2 separate regions of the Mus musculus genome follow, and region 2 is linked to region 1. A link is a loop called in an ENCODE intact Hi-C map of the cell type or tissue named here. Cell type or tissue: gastrocnemius. All regions are shown on one strand. Links, peaks and the distances in the headings refer to the core of each region. The heading gives the core; the rest is flanking DNA.

Region 1 (12,462 bases), core at 2,845-10,844:
TCAGATTGCAATAAAGGGGATTCAGGGAACCACACTACTGGCCTCTTCAAGAGCAGTTCACACTCTGAACCACTGAGTCATCTCTCTAGTCCCTTTAATGTATTTTAGTCATCCTTAACACAAGGCACAACCTTCCTCCATGACTTCCTGAGAACCCAGACTTTATTCCAGCTGATTCTCCAAGACTGGTCTAGACCTAACATCCAATTAAATGTCTCTTGAGTGACTGCCGATTCAGGCATGAGACTTTTAGAAACATCCCCTCTTTCAAACACTGAAGACTGTATAAAGGTGCCTGATCGGACAGCCTCCATCCTGGAAAACAGAACATTTTAAGAGTGAGAATGTGGCACCAAAAACGTTATCTATTGCAAACGCTTACCACCGTGACTGACATCTGCATAAACCTTGTACAAGATTCAGAAACATAAAGATGGTGACTACTTACTGGAAGCAGATTAAGCCAGATACTTAAATCCTTAGGTTTTCAAAGTAGGAATTATCCTTGAAAGTGTCCGAAGACATTCCCCTTAACCTAAATTTCAGCCGACACGCGGAAATGAGTATGTGCCTCGCAGCACACGACCACAGGCGGGAATATTGCTATTCCTTTTCCTCTTACCCTAACAGTTGGCTACGGAAATGCAAACCTTAATTTAAAAAGAAAGGCGGGTCCGCCAACGCTTAGGCAGGCAGGAGGTTTATTCGGTCGAAACCGCTCCCAAAGGTCGGCCCCAGCACTGAATGCTAGAGAGGACGGGGCCACAGCACTTCCGACACGATAACTCAAAGCCTAAAGTTGCAAGAAACGTGTTACTTCGCCACAGAAGCCCCGGGCAGCAGTGGGAGCGCGGCGTGGGGCAGGGCCCCGCGTAGAACCCGGCATGGAGCGCCCGCGGTGGAGCTCGAGGCGCCGAGGCCCAGCCCGAGCCGCCCGCCAGTCCCGCCGCCCGGCCCACGAGGCGGCGGCGCCGAGCCGCGCGAGGTCTCCAGGCCCGAGCCAGCCGCCACGCCTGGACGTCACCGCCGCTTGCCTCGACCGGCACCCGCTGCCCGTCGCCTCCCCAGCCCAAGTCCCGGCAGGCCGGCCCTACTCACTTGTCTTTTTCGGTGCCGAAGATGGAGGCCAAGTATTCCGCCATTTTCGAGCGGACGACTCAGGCACGGCAGCCGACGCTGCCGACTACGCCGACGTCCCTCCGGAGACGTCACCCGACGCGACGACGCTCTCCCCACCCGTCGTAGCGACTCTGTCCAATTGGGAAAGGTGCTGCCAGCGCGGGGGCGGGACGAAGAGCATGAGGAGGCTCCGCCCCTACCCTGGCGCCTGCGCACTCCTTGGCGCCCGGGCGGGTCCCGCGCATTGCTTGCGGCTTAGGCTGTGGACAGCCGCTCCGCGCGTGCTCAGCACCGCTGTTTCCCGCTCCCGCCGCTGGGACCGCGCCCTCTCCCCTTGCTGGCCCTCCTGTCCCAGGCCTCCCACCAGTGCAGCTGTAGATAAGGGGCTCTGTCCGGCCTCCTGGAGGGCCTTAAACCACAGCATCCTCACAGTCACAAGGCTCACCTTCAAGTCACCAAATTTCCAGGCAGAGCCTAATCTCCGTTATCTCAGGCAGAGACCCAGGCTGCGGGGTCATCTTGGTTGGATGACTTTATCTGCTCTCTCTGGCTATAGAGCCACTTCCATCCGAGGACGAACCGTGGAAGAGGGTTGTGGGAAGCTGGGGTCTCCTCACAGGCTCTCACTAGTTAACCTGGTTACTGGAACCAGGATGAATGACCCGATCAGGTCCACCAGACCATTAGTTTGTTCATCCTTCTTTCTTCCCACACGCCCATTCACCCCTCACTAATTAAGCTACCCAACTATCCATGCCTCACCCATTCATCTTCCCCTGTCACATCTATTTATCTCTTATTTGGAGACATTAGAAGAATAAGCCCTGTGACACATATATAGACACAGGCTGCTACGATGTTTGTTTTATTGAGCGTGTTTTGTTTTTTGTTTCTCCATGGGATGGTCTTGTGTATGCATCAGGCTACATAGCTACTATGTACAGCTACAGATGACCTTGAACTTCTGATCCTTCTGAATCTCTTACCATCCTGAGTGCTAGGGTTACCAGTGTGTACTACCAAATAGGTTTATATGATGCTGTATGTTAAGCAAGCACTCTATCAACTGAATGACATCCCGAGCCTTGGTTGGTGTAATGTTTAAATCCACTTTTCTGAGTTATGGAGAAGAGGCTTCTGGGTATGTCTGTGAGGGCAGGGATAACCACTTCATACTTCGCCATGCATTGTATCACTGGGCTCTCTCTCCCTCAACTACAAGTAACTAATACAGCTGGTATAATATTGCTCCAGCTGACATGACAGAGAGTTTAAAAGAATACAGACCTGGTGACATCTATTCCTGTTGGTGGCCTTCTATGGCTCCCAAGGCTCTAAGTATACAGGCATCTTTCCACTTTTTGTTTTGTTTCTTTGTCTGGTTGGTTTTGTTTTCCAAGATAGGGTTTCTCTGTGTAGCCCTGGCTGTCCCGGAACTCACTTTGTAGACCAGGCTGGCCTTAAACTTACAGGGATCCACCCGCCTCTGGGTCCTGAGTGCTGAGCCTTCCTGGTGTGTACCAACACCACCTGGCTTCAAATGTAAAAAGTTTAAAAGGCAAGCTGGGAAGCAAGTGATAAAATACTGGTATTGATCTTGCACAGGCAGTGCCAAGATCTATCTATCTATCTATCTATCTATCTATCTATCTATCTATCAGTGAGTGATACGAGACCCCAATACTTCTCCAGTCATTTATCTTCCCTCTTCTTAAAGGATATAAAACTCAATGCACACCTTTTATCCCATGTTTGGAAGGCAGAGACTGGTGGATATATATGAGTTTAAGGACCAGCCTGGTCTCCATAGAGAATTACAGACCAGACAGATCTACATAGTGAGCCCCTCCAAAAAGAAGGAAGAGTGTTGGCTGAGCTACTCAGTGCTACAAATGCTTACTTAGCATTCATTCATAAGGCTCTAGGCTCAATCCCCAGTGGTTTTGTGTTTAAGGATACAGATAAAAGAGGGAGGCAGTGGTGGTGCACACCTTTAACCCTAACATCTGAAGCAGAGGCAAGCAATATCTGTGAGTTCAAAGACAGCCTTGTCTACAGAGTGAGTCCCGAACAGCCAGGGCTACACAGAGAAACCCTGTCTGGAAAAAAAAATGCAGATAAATGGAATTTATAAGTGCATGTGGGAAGCTCTTTGCCAGCAATAGAGCTGGCAACGAGGATGCTACCATATGCCAGGGAGAGCAGTAAGCTGGCCGTGACAAGCTGCAAAGAAGCAGGAGCAGTTGAACTTTAAAGGTGAGCATGAATATGCAAAAGTGCAAAGCAGTAAAGCAACCTGCCTGGATGGACTGCTTCCTCGCCGGAAACAGCTGAGAACCACACTGGCAGGTTTTCTGTGAACCTGCTGCATGAAAACTATCATTTGAACAAGCACTAGGGGCTGAGGAGGCAGTGTGCCAGCCGGCTCCATTTCTAGTGAGGCAGGGAGGGCTAACAGAGGAACAGGTGGCACCGTGAAGCTGGCAGGTTGGAAAGGCTACAGGTGTGAGCGTGGGCATTTTGCCTCTTATGCAAAGGAAACCAGGAAATGTTCCCTGTCTGGCTTTCTGGTATAAGTCCCATAAATTCCTAACCGCTAAGCTGGCCTGGAAGAAAAGCCAGCCTTTGGTATTCTGCACAGCCCCTCAGCGCATCCATCCTGAATGTCTTTTGAATAGTCATGTTCTTGGCATTTACTGTCCCTCCCTTTATGAAAGAAGTTTTATATCCTTTAAGAAGAGGGAAGATAAATGACTGGAGAAGTATTGGGGTCTCGTACCACTCACTGATAGATAGATAGATCTTGGCACTGCCTGTGCAAGATCAATACCAGTATTTTATCACTTCCATAATTGCAAATGTTTAGACAATTGGCTAGTTCCATCAGCACATGCTTGCATGGTCTCTAGGTCTCTGGTTTTGTTTTATTTATTTATTTATTTATTTATTTATTTATTTTTTGGTTTTTTTGAGAAAGGTTTCTCTGTATAGTCCTGGCTGTCCTGGAACTCACTTTGCACACCAGGCTGGCCTTGAACTCAGAAATCTGCCTGCCTCTGCCTTCTGAGTGCTGAGTTGATTAAAGGCAAGGGCTATTACTGCCCGGGTTTTGTCTTATTTTTTTGAGACAGAGTCTTGCTGTGCAGCCTTGGCTGGCCTGGAATTTACTATGTAGACCAGGCTAGCTCTAAAGTGACAGGGATCCACTTGTCTCTGCCTTCCTGGTGCTGGTACTATAGGCATGCCATCATACCCACCCTGGGATCACTATGTTCAAAACAACCCAGGTCAGAGCCAAGCAATGGAGGCACATGCCTTTAGTCCCAGCACTTGGGAGGCAGAGGAAGGCAGATATCTGAGTTCTGGTCTACAGATGAGTTCTAGACCAGCCATGGCTACACAGAGAAATCCTGTCCAGAAAAACCAAACTAAATCTAACCAAAATAAACAAACAAACCAGAACAAACCAAAACCATCACCACTGCAACTAAATCAAACCAAATCAAAACAAAACAAAAACCAAACAAAACAAAACACCATAGCCCAGCTTTTGCATGGTGGCACACACTTTTAAGCCTAGTACTCAAGAATCAGAGCCAGTATAATTTCTGTTATTTTAAGGTCAGCCTGGTCTACATAGCAAGCTCCATGACAACCAAGAGACTACACAGAGGCTCTTTCTCAAAATCAAAACAAAACAACTAAACAAAGCAACCAAACAAAACGACCAAACAAATAATAATAGGGGAAAAAAAGGACTAGCCAGTCATAAGCCTGGTGACTTGGTTTCTTGGGCAGACCATTACCTCCCTGGTGCTGCCTCAGGACTTGAGATTCCCCTCAGTCCCTATGATGCCCACCTTTAACCTTAGGGCCATCAACACAAGATTGCTGGCTCCTAAGGTATCTATAGAGACTGGCATTTAGCTTCTAAGTAGCCCACTTAAGTCCAAAGGTCTCCCACTCCAATCAACATAAGAAAAGTTACAATGTATAATTACCTTGCTATTTAACAAGTTGCTTTGTTACTATTTAGGTAGTGGTGACCTGAGAGTCAACTAGAAGCCAGGTATAACACTATCCCTCTGCTATTTATCTCACCTAGAACAAGTAATTTAGTTACAAAAAATGTGAATGTATTTGATCTGGAATTCTGGCCCAGGCCATCATTAAATAGATACTATTTGTTGTTAGTTTTTCATTTGATACTGGATAGTTTGTTTCAATGTTTTCTGAAAAACTGCCCTTAGTTTCCTTCTATTTTCCTGATCCTTGCAAATGAGACTTTGTAACTATTTGTGTCAAGATGCATCCTCTTAGGGCTAGAGAGAGAGTTCAATGTCAGGGCAGTTTACAGCTGCCTGTAATTCTAGTTCCAATGCCCCCTTCTGGTCTCCTTGGGCACTGCATACACTTGGCAAGCACACCCACATGCAGGCATACACTCATACATAAAATAAAAGTTACACAATTTGGTGTTTTATATATATATATATATATATATATATATATATATATTTTAAAAGTCACCTCTGTTTTCACCTCCATGAGTTTGGCATATCCAGAATTGCTTCTGTACACGCATGTGGCAGAGTGACTTTGGCACCAGTCTGAGCCTAGGTGTCAAAGGACTAGGTTCTTCCGGTCTTGGGACTCTAGCTGCTGTGTAAGGTGCCTGGCCATTCTATGGCATATGAAAGCTGAGTGTACAGTGACCACCCAGTTGTAAGGCTGTGCAGATAGAATTGAATACCAGGCCAGATATGGTGGCACACGCCTTTAATCCCAGGCAGAGGCAGGTGGATTTCTGAGTTCGAGGCCAGCCTGGTCTACAAGGTGAGCTCCAGGACAGCCTGGGCTATACAGAAAAACCCTGTCTTGAAAAGCCAAAATAAAAAATAAAAAAAAAAGAATTGAATACCAGGTGCATTATTGTAACAATGGCAAGGCTACAGCAGAATCCTGTCTGATCCACCGCATCTCTTGGCAATTGCTATTTCATCCTTACTGGAGAGAGGACATAGGGAGAATTGAATCAGGAGCTGCCAATTCCCAAGACTGATGTGATCTAATATGGAAGAGATTCTCTGCCTCCCAAGTGCTGGGATTAAAGGCATGTGCCACCACACCCGGCTACTTTATGTTTTCTTTTTCTTTCTTTTTTTTTTTTTTTTCTTTTGTCTTGTGTTCACTTCCTGTCAACTGGTTGCTTGCTCTGCCTCTTGGCCTATGTTTGACTTTAATCCTGTTTACAATATTTAAGCAGAAAGATCTTGGATTAAAAGTGTAAACTACCTGCCAGGTGTGGTGGCGCATGACTTTAATCCCAGCACTTAGAAGGCAGAGGCAGGCAGATTTCTGAGTTTGAGGCCAGCCTGGTCTACAGGACAGCCAGGGTTACACAGAGAAACCCTGTCTCGAAAAAACCCAAAAAAAAAAAAAAAAAAAAAAACAAACAAACCAAAAAAAAAAAAAGTGTAAACTATGGCTGAGCCACACCACAACTAAAAAAACAGGTTGTTTTTGTTTTTTGTTTTTCCCCAATAAATAACACAATCTTAAGGTTCACAGTGTGATCAAGTATCCTGCAGCAGTCTGGGATTCCTTTTGGGATGATAAAAACATCCTGGAACCAGCTCTGTGTGGTGGGCTCACATCTATAGTACTTGAACTCAGGAGTCTGAGAAAAGATGCTTATTACAACAAGTTCAGGGTCATTTTGGGCTTCTAAGTGAGTTCCAGATTAGTCTAGGGCTCATAATAAAACCTTGTCACAACAACAAACAAACACATCCTCCAAAACAACAACAACAATGAGCCAAACAAGCAAGAGAATCCCGAGAGTATCCAGGAACTCGGTAGTGGGAAGGGGGGTGTGAGTCTGCTACTCTAAACAGGATGCACTGGTTACTCTTAGAGGCTGAAGTTGATGGTATGTCAGCCATGTTTCAATACTAGTGCTTGAAAAGTGGAGCTTGGGATTCTGGGAGGAGGGTGCAGGAGGAGATGGGTGGGATGATACGGTGGGGGAGGGCGGGTTGGGGGGGGGCAGAAGAATTTAGAACCAGGGGGAACCTGGCAGGAGGCTAGTGGACATTCAGGAAGGACACTCTGGAGAGTTTGGGCTGGACTGGAGGCAGAGGCCATGGGCAATCTGGAAAAGGCTTTGGTTTTGGCTGCCTGGGTATAAAGCAACCAAGGCTGCTGGGTTTCTGCTGGGTCTGCCCACTTCTCACTACTGGAGGCCAGCTGCCGAAGCCTGCCCAGGCGGACCTCATGTGGGAAACCTGGTCCCCAGTGCCACCTTGTGGAGAGGTGGGGCATTTCCAAGGTGTGACCCAAGAGGGCTTTGCCTTGCCGACCAGAAGAATGCTGTTAAGGGTTTTGGAAGGAGCAGGGTCCTGATAAAGGTGTTGTCTGTCACATGCTTCTTTTTCCTCTTCCCCGTTCCCTGCATTTCCTTCCTTCCTTCCTTCCTTCCTTCCTTCCTTCCTTCCTTCCTTCCTTTCCTCCTCCTCCTCTTCTCCTCCTCCTCTTCTCCTCCTCTTCCTCCTCCTCCTCCCCCTACCCCCCCCTCCTCCTCTTCTTGTCCTCCTCCTCCTTCCTCCTTCTTTTGGTTTTTCGAGACAGGTTTCTCTGTGAAGCCTTGGCTGTCCTGGAACTCACTCTGTAGACCAGGCTGGCCTCAAACTCAGAAATCTGCCTGCCTCTGCCTCCCAAGTGCTGGGATCAAAGGCGTTCGCCACCACTGCCTGGCTTTTTTTTTTTTTTCTTTCTCTTTTCTTTTCTTTTCTTTTCTTTTCGTTTCCTTTCCTTTCCTTTCCTTTCTTTTCTTTTCTTTTCTTTTCTTCTTTGTGTGTGTGTGTGTGTGCTTCCTGCATTTCTGCTTTCTGTTCTATTATGGCCTGATGTGGCGCTGAGATGTTTGACAGGTGCCAAACCCATGCTCCTGGATTTCTCCGCCTCGAGAGCCTTGAGCCAAATAACTCTCTGTTCTTTATAAATTATCCAGCCTCAAGTAGTCTGCTATGGTGGCAAACTATGGTAAAGACTTGAATGGATATTCTTACAAAGTACTTAAGACTTGTCTGGAACTCTTCGGATCTCAGCTCCTTGCAGGGACCACCAGAGGAAGTCCTTTGGTCAGGAGAATTAATATCCTTTGTGTTTGTTTTTCAAGAGAGAGCTTCTCTGTGTAGCCCTGACTGTCCTGGAACGAGCTCTGGAGAGCAGGTTGGCCTCGAACTCAGAGAGATCAGGATCAGGTCAGGATCACAGAGATCCTCCTGCCTCTGCCTTCCAAGAGCTAGGATTAATGATATATGCCAGCACACCTGGTGTGAGTATTTTTTTCTTTTTTCTTCTTTCTTTCCTTCTTTCTTTCTTTCTTTCTTTCTTTCTTTCTTTCTTTCTTTCTTTTTCTTTTTTAAATTCAGGATAACTGAAGAGGAAAAAAATTCTGGATAACTGAAGAGGAAAAGCCCACCCTGAGTGTGAGTGACAGCATTCCTGGGCTGGCTCAGATGACAGAGAGCAGAAGCTTAAGCTTAGCATGAGAAGGTGTGCTTTCATTGTTCTCTGTGCTTGACTGTTGGTTGTGATTAGCTTAGCATGAGAAGGTGTGCTTTCATTGTTCTCTGTGCTTGACTGTTGGTTGTGATTAGCTTAGCATGGGAAGGTGTGCTTTCATTGTTCTCTGTGCTTGACTGTTGGTTGTGATTAGTTCTCTCAAGTTCCTGCTGGTATGGCATCCTTGCTATGATGGACTATAACCTGGAACTCTGAACTAAGACAAACCCTTTTTGAGTTAAAGAGATGGCTCAGCAATTAAGAGCATGTGTCACTCTTCCACAGGACCTGAATTTGGTCCCCAGCATCCACTCTGGGTGGCTCACAAGCACTCATAACTCCAGGTTGAGAGAATCTGATGCCTTCTTATGACCTCTGTGGACATCCACACAGGAGTGGAATACCAACACACAACACACAACACACACACACAAATAAAAATAAATCTCACAAATAAAATAGGTGGGTTGTTGGCACATACCTTTAATCCTAGCACTCAGAAGGCAGAGGTGAGTGGATCTCTGAGTTGGAGGGTCAACCTGGTCTACAGAGTGAGTTCCAGGCCTGCCAGGGCTACATAGTTAGACCCTGTTATAAACAACAACAACAACAACAACAACAACAACAACAGCCACCAAAAACAAACCCTCTTTCTCCCCTACGTTGCTTTTGAGTGTTTTTTATCGCAGTGATATAAATGAAACTAAGACTCTGTCTGTCTGTCTATCCACTTAGCTATCTGTCATCTCCCCTTAGTTCTGTGTCCCTGGAGTCTTAGGGTTTACTGTTGTGAACAGACACTATGACCAAAGCAAGTCTTATAAAAGACATTTAATTGGAGCTGGTTTACAGGTTCAGAGGTTCAGTCCATTATCATCAAGGTGGGAGCATGGCAGCGTCTAGGCAGGCATGGTGCAGGAGGAGCTGAGAGTTCTACATCTTCATATGAAGGTTGCTCAGAGAATACTGGCTTCCAGGCAGCTAGGATGAGGGTCTTAAAGCCGATACTTAGTGTCATTCCTACTCCAGCAAGGCCATGCCTACTCAAAAGGCAACATACACTCCAACAAGGCCACACCTACTGGAACAGGGTCACATCTTTTAGTAGTGCCACTCCCTGGGCTGAGCATACAAAAACCATCACACCTGGGGATTCTACACAATGGACTAAGGCAAAGACACCTAAATGAGATAACACTGTGGAGACCTGTCACATGTCCTGCAGGGTACAGCCCTAACTGGAGTCCTGTGAACCAACAGTACAGTGAGACCTCACACAATCATGACATGCACTCCACAGCTAAGACGGGTTGTCCTCGAAGTAGCTGTCCCATGTCTCCTGCTCCCCAACCTTGTCTCAAAGTATTTTCGATTAAAGCCTGGGCTTTGTGCCTGTTCACCCCTTCTGCCCCAGGTACTCCTCTAGAACGAGTGAGAGTTTCTTCCAGACCCACATGTCCATCCATGGTTCTACCTATCACCAGCAATGAGTAATTTCCTTCTTGCTCGTGAATACTTTTGGGGGTGAGTTCATTTCCTCTGGGCCCCGCACCTGGCTTTGGTGTCAGGGTGCTTTTATTACAGTGATGTAAATGAAACTAAGACTATGTCTATCTGTTTGTCTACCCACTTAGCTGTCTATTAGCTGTCTTTGCAGGTGGCCTTGACTTTTCCTCCCCATGTCTAGAACTCCCTAAAGACAGAGCTCTCACCTGCCCTCTGTCAACAGTGGGATTTGCTGTCACCCCTAGTGAGAAGAAGTGTCAGCTCCATCTCTGGAAGATGTCTCAGTCTGACCAAGAAGGTTCCCTTGAAGCTACTGCGTTCCCTGGCACTCATCCTCATCTCGTGTGTGTGTGTGTGTGTGTGTGTGTGTGTGTGTGTGTGTGTGTGTGTGTGTGTGTGTGAGGTGTCTTCTGGGTGCCCTATAGTAACATCCTCCCTCCCGGGGGGCGGTTCAGCACGTGTGCCCAGCTTCCTCTAGCTCCAGGATCGTTAACACACTGGTAAATAACAGGTAATTCTCCTTTTCATACCATAGACTGAGCTGCCTGGATTTCAGCACTTTGGTGTGTCATGTCCCGTGTCCGTCTGTCCGTCGTGTCCCCCCCCCCCCCCCCGCAAGGCTGGCTACAGTTGTAACTTTTCTGTCATTGTGACAAAGCACCTGTCAGAAGTAACTTGAGGAAAGTTTCTTTTTGGCTCTGGGGGTTCAGTTCATCATGGAGCTAAGAGCACGGTGCAGGGCATGAGGCAGGACAGCTGTTGATGTCATGACCAACCAGGAGGCGAAAAGAAAAGGTTGATTTACCCATTAGCTAGGGCTCATGCCTCCACAATTCTACAGCCAACCAGAACAGCGTCAACAGCTGAGCATCAAGTATTCAAGATATTACAGACCCAAAGGATGGGGGTGGGGTGGGGGGAGGACCAGGGGGAAGTGGGGGCAGCGTTTCCTGCTCTCCAGAGGAGATCTAGTGAGAGAGGTGCCAAGAAGCACCTACGGTGCCCTGAGAGATTCTAGGCAATGCCAGACACGATAGCCCACCTTCAAATGACCCTCCATCCTGCCCAGGACAGTTAAACTTTGCCCCAGGCTCTGTTTTTTTAGGGACCTAGGCTAAGGCAATAGCTGAGCCAGGCTAAGCAGCAATTAGATAATTAAATCATATCTCTCCACATTAGCAGGTGAAAAGAAAAAGGCAGACATGGCTTTTCTTTTTCTTTTTAAAATCTATTTATTATTATATCCAAGTACACTGTAGCTGTCTTCAGATGCACCAGAAGAGGGTGTCAGATCTCATTACGGATGGTTGCAAGCTACCATGTGGTTGCTGGGATTTGAACTCAGGACCTTTGGAAGAGCAGTCAGCGCTCTTAACCGCTGAGCCATCTCTCCAACCCCAGACATGGCTTTTCTACAGTGCAGAAGCACTGTGAGAAGGGCTTTGTGTAAGCTAGGCAGCAATGGTGCATGCCTTTGATCGAAGCATTCAGGAGGCAGAGGCAGGAGATCTCTATGAGTTTGAGGCTAGCCTGGTCTACAGGATGGCGAGTTCCAGGTCAGCCAGGGCTGCACAGAGAAATCATCTGTCTCAAGAAAGCAATAAAATGAAACCAAAAGAGCGAAATAAAGCTTCGAATAATAACCAGATCAGGGAGTAGGGTTAGGAGCATCTGAGATCAATACAAAAGGACCCACTGGGAATAATCAGGACCATTTGATATGAGTAGCTGCAGGCAGTGTCTGGTTGTGCCCGCTACGCCATGTTCCCTGGGCTTTTGCCAGGAAATGCGTGTAGTTTTAAAAAAATTGCCTGGAAGCAGGAAAGACAGCAACGGTATAGGATTCCTGGGCTTTGCTTTAGATAATTAATAGGCAGGTGTGGTGGTGGCTCATACTTCTAATCAATACTTGTGAGGCAGAGAAAGGCAGAGCTCTATGAGTTCGAGGTCAGCTTGGTCTATATAATGAGTTCTAGGACCAGCCAAGGCTACATAGTGGGCCTGTGTTTCAAAACAAACAAAAACAAAACAAAACAAAAACCCACCTAATAGCTAATAATTAAATAAGTAATAATTATAATGATGATGGTGGTGGTGATGATGATAAGCAGTCCTTGGGATAAAACCACAATTGCTAAATCCTGCCCGATGCCTCTGTGGATGCTCATTGTGCTATTTTTCCCACCTCTGAGACCCTTCGTAGTGAAAAAAAAAAACAAAAAACCAGAAAACAAAAAAGCACTGAGACAGCATTTTACTTTTATGGCA
Region 2 (12,462 bases), core at 4,463-12,462, 280 kb before region 1:
AGCCTCACAGGAGTGACAGGAACCTGAACACCTAGAAAGGATGCTTTAGACATCCCACGTCAGAGATCTGGGAAGTCCTGGCTGGGTAGGGGATGCTTTTATTTATTTGTTTGTTTGTTTGTTTGTTTTTGGTTTTTTGAGACAGGGTTTCTCTGTGTAACCCTGGCTGTCCCGGAACTCACTCTGTAGACCAGGCTGGCCTTGAACTCAGAAATCCACCTGCCTCTGACTCCCAAGTGCTGGGATTAAAGGCGTGCACCACCACTGCCCGGCTGATGCTTTTATTTTAATGTATTTTTAAAATTATTTGAAATTATAATTACATCATTTCCAACCTTTTCTTTCACCAATGCCTCCCTGGCACCCCCTTGCTCTCTCTCAAATTTATGGCCTTTTTTTCTTTAGTTGTTGTTTTACACACACACACACACACACACTCCTAAATGCATCCTGTTTAGTCCATATCATGTTATCTGTAAGGGTGATAGTGAATGAGGTAGCAAGAGAAAAGGACATTCTAAAATAAAACTATGTCTATAAGTTGCCCTAGGAAGGCATAGGACTGCAGGGCAGACCACAACAAAAGATCAACCCCTGGGGATGCACTGCATGGAGGACCATGAGCAAGGGAAGTGAAGGACCAGAAGAAGGAGTCCCTGACCTGGTGGTCCTCACACAACACGCAAAGCAAGTGTCAGGCTGAGGTGACCCACAAGCATCCCGGCTCCACAAAGCCATGAGAGCATGGAATGTTCATCTCAACCCCCAGGGGGCACTAGACGTCTCTGCATCAGTTTAGATCTGCTCTTTCCCATCAGCCACTTCAGGGTGCTTTGTGACTGTTTTTTGCTTGGTTTTGTGACAAATACCTCGTTGCTGAAAACAATTCTGAAATGGTCTTCCCCCCTCGCCAACACCCCCCCTGCCTGGGAAATTCTTCTCTCTCTAGACGCAAACGTTTTCTATTTCCACCGCAAGCCAGTCACCTCCGCTGGGTCTTAAAAGACCTAACGGACTTCCCTAGACAAGGGTCTCACACCCAGCTGGGCTGGGTCCCAGTAGCTGGCCTGGTGTTGTATCCCACGGGCATCCCTGCCTGTCCCAAGCACTCAGCATAATTGTCCCCCTTGACATCGCTTCAGCAGGGCTGCCAGGTCCATTAGCCAAGTCCACTGAAAATGTGGGTCACTTCTCTCTTTGCCTTTTCAATTTCCTACTTTAAAGGGCACTGCCTCTTAAAGCCGATGAGACATCCAGTGCAGCTTCGGGAAGAGCAGTACAGGCTTTGGTGGCTTAAATATGCACTGTCACGATATGAATAGATCGTAAAGATGAAAACACTGGCAAAGAAGTATTCGCAAACTATCTACTGTTCCGAGGGCTGCCATCTCCTCTCTATAGAAGGAGTGAGTAAAAAATCAACAACACACAGGACCTTAAAGCGGGATCAACAGCAGAGTGTATTAACTCCCTTGGAAAATAATGAGTGGCCCAGAAGCACGAGGCTGGAGTCTCTGCACGTGTGAACAGAGAACTGAAAGTCTCGGTCTTTCTCCCAGCAGGATGGGAAAGGGACACGGAGTGCTGAAAATTTGCTGAAAGTGTGTCAAATGGCACTTGATATTTTATGCTCATAGGATGATGACAAATTTATTCATCTTATGGGGTTATTTGGCAATAATAATAATATAATATAAAACAGTAAGTGTGTCTTCTGCATCCAACACACAGAAGTATACAAAGCAGAACTGTGAAAGAAAGTCCATTTGGTAAAGTGCCTGCTAACAAGCATGGAGACCTAAGTTTAAAACCAGCATTAGAGAGGTAGAAGCAGGCTTTTACCCATGTAAAAGCCAGGCATGGAGTACCTGTAATTCTACCAAGGAGAGACAGGAGGAGCCCTGTGGCTTGAAGGTGGAAAGAAGCTAAGGAAGACGTAATGGCCACCATACTCACTTGTACTGTTCATATACATGAATACACACACACACACACACACACACACACACACACACACACACACACGCTCTTGAATACACATGAAGTGTAAAAAGTATACATTCACTTATCTCTCTCTCTCTCTCTGTGTGTGTGTGTGTGTGTGTGTGTGTGTGTGTGTGTGTGTGTGTGTGTGTGTGTTTCTCTGTGTAGCCTAGGCTACCCTGGATCTCCCTGTGTAAACCAGGCTGGTCTTGAACTCAGGGAGTCCCTTGCCTTTGCTTCTGCCTCTCTAATGCTGGGATTAAAAGCATGTGCCACCCAAATCTCATTTTCAAGACCGATTATTTTTTTTAGGAATAGCAACATGATCCAGGCATGATGGTGTGGCCTTGTAATCTCATCTGACAGGGGTCACCTGAGAGTCTGAGGTCATCTAGGGCAACACCAAGACTAGGATAGAGAAGGGGGAAGGAAGAAGGGGAAGGGAGAAGGGGAGGAAGAAGAAAGCAAGCCAACACAAGTAGCATAGAGCACGCACAATCACACAAGCATATCATCTTATCGAAGGAATCCAAGTCCCCAGCACGAGGGGGCTAGTAGCATAGAAGAGAGCCCAAGGTATCTGCTTTGTATACTTCTGTGTGTTGGTATGAGTGACCCAGACAGGGCCATCTACCTTCTGGCCTGGGAGGGACTTTGTCTTTTCTGAAATGTTTATGGCTGGACATGATTTGTAGTGACAGAGGCCATAAAGAATAGTCACCGAGTGAGTAAATCAAGCCCAAGGTTTACACCGGCCTTTCCACGGAACATTACTGTTTAGGGCAGATCAGGCCAAAGAGCACAGGCTTCTGTGTGTGTGTGGATGCGTGGACAGGTACATAGGAAGGGTAACGATCTTGAGTGTCATTCTTTGGGCACAGTCCACCCTTTTTTAAACTCTGCCTCCCTAGTTCCAGGACTACAGTTCCTCACCAACACAGAAGGCTTAAAAAAAAAAAAAAAGACAGGATTGAACTCATGTCCTCTTGCTTGCAAGGCGAGCACGTTACTGACTGAGCCATCTCACCAGCATCTGGTGCTTTGTGCCATTTAGACCTGGTGTTCAAATCCACATTTCTGTGCCAACCCAGCAGAGTCCTCTGAAAGACAGAGGCATCACACACGTGTACGTCCTAACCTCAGCCAGTGTGTCCTGTGTGTGTTCATAGGCTCCCATCCTCCCCTAGGGACCTCCACCGGGGCACATCCCTAACAAACACAAGCTGAATACACACTTTGCTTTGAGAAATTGATGTGGCCCCTTCTGTAGCCCCTTTGTTCAAAGATGTAGACTAGAAAGCAGCTAGACTCTTTTCAGTAGTCATGAGACACACTGGCTAGACTTCAGGATGGACAGACAGAAGGACATCACTGTAGCCTGCTGGCACAATGTTCAGACCGACCAGGGACAAGCAGGCCACTGGCCCTGGGTAAATTCAGCTGAGAAACACTGTAGGCTTTCCTCAAATACTAAAGCCTTCCTTCCCAGATCCCAACTTCAAGGAAGGGTGCAGTCACTGCGGAGCCTGCTGTCCTGCCTCACTGTGGCTTTGCCTCTTGCTGAAACACAGTGAGCTAGTGAGGGCAAGGAAACCAGAGGCTGGATAACTCTTCCCAGCGCCCCTGTTTTGGCTCCTCCCCCTTCAGCTACTATTTGAAGCCTTAATATGAAAAAAAAAACAAAAAACAAAAAACAAAAACCCTAATGGATCATTTTGACAATGACAGATTGAGCTCCACCAAAAAGACATCAGAAGGTACCAGACTCAACTACAACTTCTGGGGGCAATGGGGGAGGAGGCCAACACTACCCTGGCTCCCAGCTACCCCTTCCCTATAATCTTCCTTGCAAAGGAGAGACAAGCAGGATTCCACACCCCTGAGAAGGCTCCTCTATTCGACACCCCTTTCTGACTGAGGTCAGTCAATACCCCTGATGGTTTTACTTTAACTTGACGCAAGCTAAAAAGGAGGGAACTTCCACGGGGAAGAAGACTCCTGTAAGATGGAGCTGTAGGCAGGCTTGTGAGACATTTTCTTAATTAGTGGTTGACGGGAGAGGGCCAAGCCCGTGGTGCGGTACACCACCCCTGGGTTTGTGGTTGTGGATGCTGTAAGAAAGCAGGCTGAGCAAGCCATGAAGAGCAAGCCGGTAAGCAGGATTGGTCCGTTCATAGGCTCCTGCCTCCCGGATCCCTGCCCTGTTTAAGTTCCTGACTTCCTTTGATGATGGACTTCGATAAGGAAGTGTAAACAAAATAAGCCCTTTCCTCCCCATGACTGCTTTTGGTCATGACATTTCCTCCCAGGAACAGTGACCTCCAAGGCCAACCCAAGAGATAAGGGGCAGGTCCTGGGTCCTTCACCCAACTTAGGATCCCCAGGCCATGTGGCAGGGGCAGATTTTTCTTTTTTTCCTGGTTTGGTTTTGATGCTGAGACACTCATTTGAGGCTGCATTCAAGTCAGGACACTAGCTAGCTGCCTCCGGGGCTGCTGTAGAAGGCATAGAGAGTCCAGCCCTTACCCAATCCTGGGGATGCCTAGGCCTGAGAGAAGGCTGGCAGAAAGGAGAAATAATGGCTGCCCATGAAGGCGGTTGGCATGGAGACATTGGACATAGACATCAATCATTTCCTATCCCAGAAGGGTCAGTTCAATAGTCAGTCTGATGGGGCATGATGCCTTATTGTCATCTTACAGGGGCTGGGGTGAGGTAGAATCGGATGGCTGTCCACCTTTATGCTGGTGGGATTCATCTGACACATCAAGTGACGTAAAAGAACAGAGAACAGGGACAGAGAATTCTGTTCTTCCTGCCTGCTTAAGCCAGGCATTGGTGTCCGCCTGCCCTTGTACTTGGGATGTTCGTTAGCAGCTCTCTGGGCCCTCAAGCTTCAGACTTAGACTAGAGACAGGCACCAGCACTGGCTCTCCTGGGTCTCCAGCCCAGGAGCCAACACCCATTGTAGGAAGCGACAGTCCTGAACTTAGATGGTAGTTCAGCTTTACATTTTCCTTTAGTACAGTGCCAGAGTCCCATGCATTCGAGAGAAACCATCCTTCAGCTCTTTCCCCGTGTTAAGGACAGGTAGGATGAATCTGCTTCAGTCTCTGCCATCCCCCATCAAAGTTAGGCAGAAATTATAACTGCAATGCTCCAAGATCCTAAGGGGAAAGTGTCAATGCCGCAATGTGTGCGTTAGGGAAATGACAGGCATGTTTGATTTAAAATACTTCCAATTAATGATAGGTTATCAGGCACACATTTTTTACTTCCAATTAATGATAGGTTATCAGGCACACATGATTTACAAAGTGAGTTCCAGGACAGCCAGAGCTATACAGAGAAACCCGTCTCGAAAAACCAAACCAAAAAAAAAAAAAAAAAGCACTTTTAGGAAGCACGGCATTGTTGGAAGAAGTGTGTTACTGTGGGGGCAGGCTTTGAGGTTATACATGCTTAAGTCTGACCAGTGTGACTTGGTTCCCTTCTGATGCCCAAGGATCAAGATGTAGAACTTTCAGCTTGTTCTCCAGTACCATGTCTGCCCACACATTGCCATACTTCCCACCATCATGATAATAGACTAACCCTCTGAAACTGTAAGCCAGCCTCAATTAAATGTTGTCCTTTGTAAGAGTTGCTGTAGTTAGCCGGGCGTGGTGGCGCACACCTTTAATCCCAGCACTAGGGAGGCAGAGGCAGGTGGATTTCTGAGTTCGCCCCAGCCTGGTCTACAAAGTGAGTTCCAGGACAGCCAGGGCTATACAGAGAAACCCTGTCTCGAAAAACCAAAAAAAAAAAAAAAAAAAAAAAAACAAAAAAAAAAAAAACAAAAAACAAAAAACAAATAAACAACAACAAAAGAGTTGCTGTAGTCATGGTGTCTCGTCACAGCAACAGAAACCCTAACTAATCAAAAATATAATGTACATAATCTTCTATTGGCCCTATTTCTCTGTAGAACCCTACTCTCTTACCAAATGCTCATCATGCTGTGGGACGATATCACCACCTCCTGGCTGGCCTCCCACTTTGTGCCTCTGCTGGAGAGCCTTCACTATACTTGGGAGAGCTGGTAAACCATTAGCCAGACACATCCCTCCTTTGCCCTTCCCACGACGTTGTATCGGATAGATACACAGCAACCTAGAGTCACCTGTGGGAGCCACAGGAGCTGCCATTGGAACCTGTCTGCCCTGTAGCCTGCCCCCACCCCCTGTGACTCGGTCCTAATCCTGCTGGCCTCCTGAGCAAGATCTTGGAGTGAGGCCACTGTTTGCTGGAAGGCTCTTCACTCCGGTAACCAGCTGACCAAGTGACCTGTTAAGTCCAGCTTCTGTGTCCCCACATTTTTTCCCTTTCTCTAAAGACTTTTCTCTTTGGCATGAGATATTACTCAATAACCTGTGTTTCTGTTTTATTCATCGAGTCTTACCTCTAAGATGCTTCTCACCCAGGGATATTGGTAATTTTGCTCACCTCCATACCCCCTGAGGCCCCCCCCCAATACCTGCAACAGTTCTGAATACAGAAGTCATTGGTGAAGGAGAAGCCATAGTTCCAGGGGGGAAATGGGAACAGGGCAAGTGTTCGTTCCCCTTTGGGTAACAGTTGCTGCCTCGGTGACTAAGTGTCTGTTCAGAGGTCTCCTGAGAGGAAAGCTGCATAATGCAAAATAAGATTAGGTGTGATTGTTATTCTGACGACAGAGCTAGCTAGCCTTTGGAAGGGCCAACCTGCCTGGTGCCCAACACCCACAGTATGAGACATGCAGAGCCACACCCTCCAAGCTTCAGGTCAGCTGTACGGGGGTGGGGTGGGGGTTGGGGGGACAAATATCTGGTCTTGAAGGAACCAGTTCCAGAAGACTAGGCCAGATGACAGCAAGGTTTGGAGAAGAAACCCAAAGGCCACGTGGAGAGCTCTCCCCAGCAGGCTGTACAAGAGCACAGGGTGGCCCTAACAACAGGCTGTCCATCAGTTCCAATAGCATTGGCTCATCTAACAACAAACACCAGCTTGGTTTTCTGGGGACACCAGATCACTACTGTAAGTCAGATATCTAGCTGTAACCATCCAGATGTGTCAGACCCCACCTTAAAGCCCTGTGTGCCATCACCCTCAAAACTCCAGTCACTTTTAAGTAATTCTCAACTGCCAAGCTTTGTCTAGGGCTACTTAGCTATACTAGGGGAGTGGGCAGGGGCCCCAGACAGCCAGGGTGGATTAGAACCATCAAGGTGATCAGGGGCTAGACAGCCTGTAGGTGGAAGATGGCTATCTCCTTCACCTTGTGAGTCCTCAGAGTGGGCGTAGCAGGGATCCCAAGCCTCCTACATCCTCGGGGATACGGGCTGCTGCTTTTGGGTCTCTCCCAGCGGAGGAGAGTAAGGGTATCTATGCTTCTAATGCATGCTGCTTTTGGAAGTCCCCGGCTTCATCCCTGCTCTGGACTCCAATAGCGCTGGAGCATTTTGGCAAGGCCAATGACCATCCACCAGGTGAAAACCAGAAAGGCCAAATGAGGGAAGGAAAAGGCCATGGACCAGGCTGTTTGGTGAGGCTGGTTCCTCTCAGGCCCATAGGATAAGGAGCCCCAGGCATTCTCAGCCAGCACAAGCCAGACAGCAGCAGATGGGCAGTGTGGCTGGAAATCCACTCAAGACAAACAATAGGCGCCTTCTCCAGCGGTTTGACAGCGGCTTCCAAGAGCAACAAGCAGCAGAGCCCCTCCTCCAGCTGTTCCCACAAGGAAAGCCCCAGAGAGTCATTTGTGTCCAGAGGCCAAGGAGACCTGAAATTCTCTCCCTTCAGGCTTACCATGTGCCCCCCAATCCCCATGAAAAATAGCAAAAGTATATGTGAGTGTTGTGGGGGCGTTGGTAAGGGAAGTGCTGCATCTAACAGATAGTTGACTGGGCAACCTTCCCTCTGCTTAAAGGGCAGGAACGGGGCTGCCCGGTCAACTCCAGGTGGAGGGAAACAGCCTTCCCGGCCCTTCCAGGAATGCACAGGCTGCTTGGGGAAGGAACTTTCCCCACTTCCGATTCAAATTAAGTGAGGGTGGCCTTTACTGCAGGATGGGGGTGTGTAAAAGGGGAGGGTGTAGTAGGGGGGAGGGAGAGCTGATTTCCCAGCACTTTGGGCCACAGCCACAGCTCTCAGCCCAATGACTGCTGTTAACTGACTGGTGTCTGTCTATAGGGGTGATCTCTGATCACCCTAAAGGGCACAGTGGGCATGTATGAAGGGGACCTTAGAAACAGGCTGTCAAGGTGACAGGAATCAAAGGAGAAGATGGGGAGGGGAGGGGATGGGGAGGGATAGAAAAGAAAGAGAGGGCCGGAGGAGGGAGGTGGGGAAGAGAGATGAGAGAGTGGGAAGGGACCCTAGGTGAGGAAAAGGGAGAAAGAAGGGGAGAGGGGGAAGGGAAAAGGTGGCAGAAAGGGAAGCAGGGTAGGGGAAGGAAAAGAAGGGGCGAGAGAACGGAATAGAGGAAGGTGGGCAGAGAAAGCAGGAGGAGGTGGGAGGGAGAAAGAGGAGAGCCTGGGAGACAGGAATAATGGGGGAAAGGCTGGGAGGGAGGGGGCAGACATGGGAGAGTGAGGAGAAAGGGTGGGGACGAAGGAGCTGAGCATGAGTGAGGAGGGGGAGAGGCGTTTGGGAGGAGCCTTGGAGAGAAAGGAGGAGGATGGAGAAGGGGAGGGATTGAAGAAGGGAAGGGAAGGGAGAGGAGGGGATGGAAGGGCGGGGCGGGCCAGCGCCGTGGGAGGAGGGGCGTGTGGAGGCCGCGAGCTGCCAGCTCTGGTTGGCTGGCCGCCCCCGCCCCTCCCCCCGCCCCCGCCCTCCCGGCGCGGCGGCCGCGGCGAGAAAGTAAGGTGAAAAAGTCCAAGTGCAGCTGCGGGCGCGATGGGGGCCGGCTCCTCAAGCTACCGGCCCAAGGCCATCTACCTAGACATCGATGGACGCATCCAGAAGGTACCCCGATCCCCCTCCCTCCGAGGCCTCCGTGCGCCCTAATAGGCGCAGGTGTCCCCACCGCGGGCTCGGAGCCCACGGATCAAGCTGATCTTGGCGGCTCGCCCCGGGAGGTACGGCAGCCTGCGGTGCAGACCCGCGGGGCCGGTTCCAGGTGGAGGGTGACAGTCTTGAGGGGGATCCTGCCTCTGCACCCTGTGGCCTCGCGGCGACTGAAGGGACCCGCTTTTGACTGTGCCGTACGCTGTCCTCCCAACCAACTTGAGCCACGTAGGAGTGCGGTTCGCCACAGACCCTTTTTGTTCATGGCCCTCCCCAGCCCTTCTAAAGACCCTTCTCTGGGCACAGAGTGCCCTTGACTTCTGTTGATTTTGACAAAGGGACAATGGGCAAGCTGGCCTGGAGGACGGTTGGGGAAGGGGGTGTCTCATTAGCTCCTCCTAAAGTGCCTATGGAAACGCCTTTTTTTGTGGGGGGAAATTGCACCCGGACATCTCAGGAAAGTCGGGCAGCTTGCTGTGGACTCAGCAAAGGAAGCTAAGGAGGGTTGCCTGCTGGGTGTGGGCCCTCCTTTCTCAGGTGTGCGCTCTCTTAGCTAGCTGGCTGGTTTGCTTCCCCAGTAGGAGAAACCTACCTTCCTCAGCCTGATCCTGGGAAAATGGGAAGTCCCATCCCTCCTCCAAGGTGGGCCCTTTGATAGGCTCGGTGACTTGGGGTGGCCTGAGAGGCACCTTCAAGCATCACTGCTCAGCTTCTTACTTAAGCAGGAAGGGCAGGTGCAGGCTCTGACTCCAAAGGCACAACTACAGAGATTTAACAGCCGCCCCTTCCAGAGGAAGGAAGGGCTCTCCTTGTGTGTCTTCCTGCTTCAGTCCACACGAGCACAGATGTGTTCATGCATGTATGCACAGTGTGTATACAAAGCACATATCTGTACACATACATTTCCCCCATCCCACTAAATGAGAATTTATTAAAGCTTTTTGTTTTGTTTTAATTTTGGCGCAAGGGATGGGCTTCATGCATATGAGGCAAACTCTTTGTCATTAAGCCATATTGCTGGACTTCTTTGAGCTCTTTAAAGAGGAAAGAGAAGGTGTCACCTGTTCGGCAGTGGTAGGTCCTTCCTAAATTCTCCTCAAAGGTCCTCAAAGAGCTGCTCAGCAATGCACGGAAAGTAGAAGAAAGGTTTAGGCCCTCCTGATCAGACTGGTCTGTCACTGTGGGGAAGGTGGGCTTTTCCAGTGGACATACCTGAACTTGGGTAATCTCTGGAAAGGTCACCTATAAGCCAAGCCTGGGATGGGTGGGGACAGGTACCTACACTAGGCTAGAAAGACATAGCCCTGGGTGGAGGCAGACCTGATGTGGGTGCTGGCTCTGCAGTTCTGGGCTCCTCTGGCTGGCATTCCTCTCTGTGATGGGATCGTCGTATCTGTTTTATAGACTGTAATGAGAGTAAATGGGAGATAGAAACAGTGCCTGGAACATTGCAGAACACAAGAGGCATTATTCTCCTCTCAGTCTCTGTCTGTTCATAAACATCTTTGTACTCACACCAGGAAGGAGAGGCTGGTGGAGCAAGCGGGGCCTCCACCCTGTCACTGTGGTCAGCTCATCACTGATCCTGGGCACTCTGTCTTTAGCACTGGGTGCTGAGGTGAACCTTTCCCCTAGTGACAGCCAAGTCTTCGGGTTTCTCTGTGTCTGTGTCCTTTTCTTAGACTCCACACCCTGCACCCCTGCACCCCTGCACCCATCCATATTGAAGGGCCCTTGTACACCAGTGCAAATGTTTCCTCTTCCTAGGTGCTGGGCACATCTGAAAGTTCCCAGCGTGCAACTGTTCCTGGTTTGCATTTACTCACTCCATCTCCTCTCCGTGGGAGGTCAAGAAGCCAGCCACTATTGCTTCCCCAGAGAAGGCTTGGGATGTTATAAGGCTATACGTTGCTTTCTATCATCGTGGTGAGGAGCTTGCCCATGGCTCCTGCCAACTCCTGGTCATCACTGCTTCAGGCAGACAAGGCTTTTGCCAGTGTTTGCCTGCCCGGCAAAGCTCAGGGAGAAGACTCCAGGCCCTCTTGGTCGTACCAGGGTGGGACTCAAAGGGACCAGTGTGAGCTGCTTGGTGCTGCTTTTTATGTATGGAGACAATTCCAGATGCACCCAGCGCCCAGCTTTCTTCAACAGGGATGACAGCAAGAATTTTTTTTGGGGGGGGTGGATTCTAGCTTCTATCGCTGGGGCATTTCATGTACAAGATAGGAGAGCCCCAAGGACTTGCCCTCCTAAACCCTACGTAAAATCTGTAGGGTCCTTAGGTGGGTGGACACCATGCGTCCTCAGGGTCTCACTTCCAGGGACCTTCACTTCCCATCTTGCTTAGGTTAGTTGCTGCGTCTGTTTTCTCAGCTGTGAAGTGAGGGTAGGGGTGGGCATGCAGTCCAGGTAGCCAGAGAGCCACACACGCCCTAAAGTTGGATGTTGGAGGTTAGGGACCAGCAAAATGGAGATACTCAAGGTACTGCATTAGCCTGTATGAGCCATCACTGCCCCTCTGACCTGGGGATGGCAGGCTCACCAATGGTAGGTACTGTAAGTTATTTCCAGGTGGCTAACATGTTACAGAAGGACATAACAGGGTCTGTATTACTGATGGGACCTCATGGATTGGCGTCCTTCCTTTGTAAAGATAGGGAAGGCTCCCATCATGTAGACCCAGAAGCCTTTAGGGTATACTGGGTTAAAGTCTTCCAAGTGGCCAAGGGGCAGTGTGGCCCTACATTACTGTCCCACTGTTCCTAGGCTCGCCAGGATGCACAGATGAGAACCAAGAGACCCTCAAGGAAGCTGTTAAAGAAGCAGGGAGTTGGGGCCCGGGTGTGCTCTCTAGAGAGGAGGCCTCCTCTGTCTTTGCTCTGAGAAATCTCTATGCCCTTTCTTAGTTTTCTACTTGAGGGGGAGGGGAGGTTCATACCCCCAGACCTCAGTACTTGGTCCTTTATCTTGTCTGCAGAGGACGAGAACACTGAGCATTCCCACTTAGGGATGACAACTATGAGGCACTTTAAACCAGGGAGCCAGAGAGCCCCTGCCTGGTAGCTTCACCAGATCTGGGTTTGCAGACTTGGGGGGGGGAGCATAAGAGGCCTTTGGGGGGGCCTCAGGCCAACTGGCCTTGGGTTGGTTGAAAAGCCAGTGGCTGAGCAAGGGGGATGCTTGGAAGCCTTTGTTGGAGCCTGGCCCTGGGCCCTGGTCTGGTAATGCCTCTCCTTAAGCTGCCTGTGGCTTTGTTCCAGCCCATCTCTGCAGCTGGAACCCTGGTCTTACTATGGAAACAGCCACTTGAGTTTTGCTGAGCTGTTTCTGTTTGAAATGGGAAAAGCCACAGGCAGGGCACAGTAGCAGCATGAAGAAGCTGGTCAGTACCCCTGGTTTAGAAATGGTCTGTCTCTGGGGATGTGGCTGCCTGGCCTTTGTCCTGCCAGAGTG

What was found. Peaks named below come from ENCODE experiments on the same cell type or tissue, not always from the same donor. Only the 100,000 strongest peaks of a DNase experiment are listed, where the experiment ranks them.
Region 2: it touches region 1 in a loop (2.8-fold over the local background); 8 of 42 quality-filtered maps call a loop at or near these places.

Annotation. Positions count from the first base shown.
Region 1 is chr17:31,657,555-31,670,016 of GRCm38, forward strand. U2af1 (U2 small nuclear ribonucleoprotein auxiliary factor (U2AF) 1) reads right to left here and starts at 1,200. Exons shown (of 8, transcript NM_024187.4): 1 at 1,099-1,200. The coding sequence starts at 1,142. In gastrocnemius, for the core only: CTCF peaks have their summits at 5,511 (motif pointing left) and 7,430 (motif pointing left); DNase peaks (open chromatin) are centred at 3,561 and 7,405.
Region 2 is chr17:31,377,390-31,389,851 of GRCm38, forward strand. Pde9a (phosphodiesterase 9A) reads left to right here and starts at 8,845. Exons shown (of 19, transcript NM_008804.4): 1 at 8,845-8,967. The coding sequence starts at 8,899. In gastrocnemius, for the core only: no CTCF peak of the experiment used is centred there; DNase peaks (open chromatin) are centred at 8,804 and 12,229; H3K4me3 peaks cover 2,353 bases; H3K27ac peaks cover 2,423 bases.